Regions from separate parts of the Homo sapiens genome. Here region 1 is linked to region 2. Evidence: chromatin loops called from intact Hi-C (ENCODE). Cell type or tissue: dorsolateral prefrontal cortex. All regions are shown on one strand.

What was found. Hi-C counts contacts between places; a loop is a spot of excess contacts. Peaks named below come from ENCODE experiments on the same cell type or tissue, not always from the same donor. Only the 100,000 strongest peaks of a DNase experiment are listed, where the experiment ranks them.
Region 1: a loop joins it to region 2, with 4 times the contacts of the local background. A loop is called at or near these places in 54 of 110 quality-filtered maps.

What each region holds. Positions count from the first base shown.
Region 1 is chr11:9,136,773-9,139,272 of GRCh38, forward strand. It overlaps DENND5A (DENN domain containing 5A), which reads right to left. Exons shown (of 23, transcript NM_015213.4): 23 at 2,053-2,500. Among named protein-coding and RNA genes, the nearest start is that of SCUBE2, 46 kb to the left of the region's middle. RefSeq lists enhancers at 1,247-1,436, 2,250-2,500. In dorsolateral prefrontal cortex, CTCF peaks have their summits at 1,144 and 1,343; a DNase peak (open chromatin) is centred at 1,159; H3K27ac peaks cover 2,500 bases.
Region 2 is chr11:8,913,455-8,915,954 of GRCh38, forward strand. AKIP1 (A-kinase interacting protein 1) reads left to right here. Exons shown (of 6, transcript NM_020642.4): 4 at 1,372-1,476. Among named protein-coding and RNA genes, the nearest start is that of AKIP1, 3.5 kb to the left of the region's middle. In dorsolateral prefrontal cortex, CTCF peaks have their summits at 1,152 (motif pointing right) and 1,352; a DNase peak (open chromatin) is centred at 1,160; H3K4me3 peaks cover 1,108 bases; H3K27ac peaks cover 1,564 bases.

The DNA of each region.
Region 1 (2,500 bases), 220 kb after region 2:
GATAGATTAGAATATCCCCATGCTGCAATCCCCAGTGAATTACTTGCTGGATGTAGGCATTGAGCATCAGTGGCTGCTAACATAACAAAAGTGAAAAACAGATGTTACGTGCTTCTTGCTAAATGAGCACACCACTACCTAGAGTCTTATCAAAGGGATCAACCTGAGGCAAATTGTCTAGATCTAGCTGCTGATCTGCAGGAAATGCTGAGGATAAAGGAGTATATTGAACTGCACCACGGGCATGAAATGAGCAAAAACCCAGGCTGTGAAAATCTACAGATCAAATGGCTTAAAATCTTCAACAATTTGTAAGAAAAGGAAAGGGATGGAGGGGACCCTTTAGATTAAAAGAGACTTAAAAGATGTATCAAGTTTTTTTAAAAGGACAGTAAGACTATAGCATGTAGGGATGCACATCTGGGTGACAAAACAATAAAGAAACTCAACGAAATTATTACTTATAAAAGTTAAGATGGAAGAAGGGAGGTGCTGGGACTGTGATGGGGAAGGGGGAACATGGAGGACCCTGGGGGGCTGGCAAAGTTCTATTCTTGACCTGAGTGGTGATTATAAGGGTGCTTGCTTTATAGTAATTCCCTGAGTTCCTTTGCTTGCTTGTTTATTTACCAGTCCCTGAAATCACAGCCTGGGAAGCCCTGAAGTAGAGCAGGTGCAGAAGCTGAGGCAGGCAGGGCTGCTTGCTGAGTGAACCAAACACACCTGATTTACCCAGGACCACTGGAGAGGCCTGGCTGGGCCCTACACGGAAGAACGCAGTTGACTCAAATGTCCTTGAAATCTTGAGCTACTAAACAGGTCTGTTCTCTTATATCACACATCATTCCAAAACAGATTTGCAGAAGATTACAAAACAAAACACAGTAGAAAGTGAGTAGGATCAGCTGTTACAAAGAGCAAGGAAATAGTTGGTCCCAGCACCTGCCTTAAGGTAAGCTCAGGCCTAGGCCCACAATATAAACACATACAGCTGAGTTCCATGCTGCCCTTCTTGCCCAGCCAAGAATCCCACTTCCTGCTCCAGAGGTACTGCCTACCTTCCTTCCCCTTTCCTCGGCCTTCTCCGAGAGAACTAAAGCTCTGTCCGTGGGCTCCAGGCAGACGGCTGCAGTGTGGCCTCTCACCCCCTCTGCAGGCAGGACGCTGCGCTGCAGCTCTCTGGGCCCTCTCCTCATCTCTTCAGAAGCATTTACCACCTGCCAGGCCCAGGGGATGGAGACAGGCAAGAGATCCCCCTTTTCCCTCTGGGAGCTCACGGTGCAAGGGCTGAGCCTGACACGAAAGCAGGCAATGACAATCCAGAGAGGAGATGCCAGCATCTAAGAAAATGAAGGAGCACAAGGATGGAATGATTAACTGCCTAGGGAGATTGGGGACACTTCACAGCAGGTGACTGCTAAAGTAAACCCTGTACAACAAACACAAAGTGGGTGAAGGGGAGGCATTCCAGGCAAAGGGAAAATGCATGCAAACCAGGAAAGCATAAAAGAGGGCACTGATTGGTCTGAGGTGCCTGACTTGATCACGTTACACTTCTTCTGGAGCTTCCTGCCAAAGCAGCCTGAAGAATAAAAATGAACGAAGCTGGACCTCTCATAAAGGTCTCCCACCTGCCATCCCCAGGAAAGCAAACCTTTCTTTCAAGAGCTTCCCCCGACCCCCAGCTTCCCACACCTGGTCTCCCTTACCCTCTCAAGAAAGGGCCCATCCTGTCTCAGTCAAGTGACAACCTCTGCACCCCTGGCCGGGTCTTTTCCCTCCTGTGTCTCAGTCTCCTCCTCTGTGGAGTGGGGAAAGAACCCTGTCTGCATCCATGTGAATCAGCCACATAACAGCTAGGAAGGCTCCTAGCACTGCGGGCAGAAGGACCCAGGAGACCCCAGGCCCTCAGGGGCATCCTGGGCAGGCCACAACCCCGAGCCTGCTGGTAAAGAGAGGTGATGCCACAAGACCATCCTCACAGATGGACCCAACTGCACCCGCAGCCACCCACTGCTCATAAACCTCCATAAAAATCAGTGATCCATGCAGTTTTTGTTTCAGGTGTTTTATTAAGTGGGCCATACTGTAGCTGGTTTCTAAGTTGCAAAACATAAATTTAATAATAATAACATAGCCAGTTAGATTGTGACAAGCTTTTCCTTTCCTTAAAAAAAGAAAATACTTAAAAACACACAATGGCGGGTTAAATAAATAAAACATTTTAAAAAAGAAAAAAGAAAAGAAAAACCTGTTAAAACATGCTTATGTTTACTTCTGTGAAACTGTGCCAACAGGAAATGTGGTATTTGGCACGATGACACATCCCGGCATGTCTCCTTCCCAAACAATACTGACAAAAAAGAAAATACGTGGGACTGACTCATCGGTGCTTGCTTAGAGGCACTACTAAAAATCCCTTTGATTGGAGCATGGGGCTTCCCGCGCAGCACACCTGTGTGTGGCCTATGAAAGCCAAATATCCATAATAATGTTAATA
Region 2 (2,500 bases):
TGGGATTACAGGCTTGAGCCACCATACCCAGCCAAGTCATCTTTCGATACTTAGGGAATGTTGAGGGCAGGCCAGAAAACATTCAAGGAAATTACCTGCATGGAAGGCACTGTCTTCTAGGAATTACAGCAGGCTCTGGCCTCATGCAGTCTTAACACTTGGTGAGTCCTACATGGTTTTAAGGAGGCTGATCCACAAAGGAGATGGAAGAGAATACCTTGTTTCTGCCCTGCTTTTCAGTTTCATATGTTAAGATCTCAAAAAACTCTAATCTTTCTACATCTTTTATAAGAATCCCTGACTCCAAGAATAGGATTCCAACCAAAGAGGAATACTTCAGGGAATATTTTTATCTTATTTGTGTTGTTCAGTGGTTTTACAAAAATCAATAGCCTCAACTCTACTGTAAAGTGATTAAACCCTTGGTTCATGGTTCAGCAAAAGGAATAATATTTGTCTTTGGTTTGAGGTTTAGCAAATTGCTGTTCTTCATTTTTGTTTTCAGTTCATGCTTCAGTTCAAGTCTCTGTTATGAAATGGAGCCTCAGAACCTCTTGGCTTTCTAGAGATAGAATTAAGAATTGTGTACTGGGTTTGTCTCCACAGTTTGAAGCAGCCACTAAAACACATCTTTAGGTCTGTGTCCTCAAGTGCTTTCCCCAGCTTCTCGTTCTTCTGGTCACATGTTTTTTAGACAGTGTGCCTACCCTGTTCAAAACAAGCAGGGCTGTGATGTCATTAGTCATTATCAAGGGCAAGTCTAAGGCTAACTTTGAGGGGGAGGAAGGAAGCAGACAAGAGAAATGTAACTGTTTTCCGATCTTTCGGAAGATTCTTCTTAAATTAGAGACTTCTCCCTCCACTCCCCCACGCGCAGGAAGCACAGAGAAAAGGGCTGCAGAGCAGCTCTTGGGTTTGTTTCATTTCCTGCTGTGTTTCTAAATCTCAGGAAAATGTACCCCTCTCTTCCCGTGTCCTGGTCTGAGACTTAGACAATAAACATGGAACCGTTCATCCACATTTTTTAGGGGAGGAAATGAAAGGATATGTGCATTGGACATGGGGGCAAAGATGTGAAATTTGTTTAACCTGGCAGAGAGCATGGTCCTGCCCACCTTTAGTTAGCCAGCGTTCTTGCCCTATGGAGGCAGCAGGTGGCAGCACGGGGATGCCAAATGCATTTCTTTCTCTGCAGCCACTTTGGGTGGGCTAAGGTTTGTTGCATGACTTCAGAGGCCTGTCAAGAGGGCAGGTAATTCACCTTTGCTCTCTTGCCTCCCTCCTTAACTGCACTTTGCCCAAATATCAGGGTTTTTTGAAAATTTGACAAGACAATTTGGTTAGCTAACATCTTTGACATTACGTCTCTAGAAATATTATTCATCTGTGCCAGAGGAAGGAGGGGCAACCCATGTCTATCGTTATCACAGAGGCGAGTCGAAGCTGCACATGTGCTTGGACATAGGGAATGGTCAGGTAAGTGTACTCAACTGTCCTGCACCATGCCTTCAGTCTACCAAGATATGACACCCTATATTCAAGAGCCCCTGCTAGACTTTGTGTCACTGGATGCCCGTGTGACTTGGCATTACAGTGCTTAACAGAAATGTGTAAATTCATAGCCTTAGAGAACTTACAGCAATGAACATGAAATAGGAGGTTGTCAAAAATATAAGATTGATGCCACTGTAGGATCTTTAGTTGAACCTGCAGTCCTGGGCCATGGGATTCTCCAGCAGGTTTAAAGAAAAGAGCTTCCAAGCCTGGAATGTGGTGTATGCAATGATCGCCCCTGTGACTATCCCCTGCATTCTATCCTGGGCAACATAGACCCTTTCTCTAATTTTTTTTTAAAAGAGCTCTAAATATCCTCTTCTACATCTAGGGATAGGATTTTTTTTTTCTTTTTTTTTTTTTTTTTTTTTTTGAGACAGGGTCTTACTCTGTCACCCAGGCTAGAGTGCAGTGGAGCAATCATGGCTTACTGCAGCCTTGACTTCCTGGGCAGGTGATCCTCCCACCTGAACCTCCCAAGTAGCTGGGACTACAGGCACATGCCACCACACCCAGCTAATTTTTAATGTTTTTAATAGAGATGGGGTTTTGCTATGTTGCCCAGGCTGGGGGAAAAGATTTTTAATAATTACATTTTTTACTATAAGGTGATAACTGTCATGTCTTTGGTAATTTTTTTTTTTTTTTGAGAGGGAGTCTCACTCTGTCACCCAAGGTGGAGTGCAGTGGTGCGATCGCGGCTCACTGCAACTTCTGCCTCCCAGGTTCAGACAATTCTGCCTCAGCCTCCCAAGTAGCTGGGACTACGTGCACACACCACCAGCCCAGCTAATTTTTGTATTTTTCTTTCTTTTTTTTTTTTTTTTTTTGTGGAGTCACAGTCTTGCTCTGTTGCCCGGGCTGGAGTGCAGTGGCACAATCTCAGCTCACTGCAAGCTCTGCCTCCCTGGTTCACGCCATTCTTCTGCCTCAGCCCCGAGTAGCT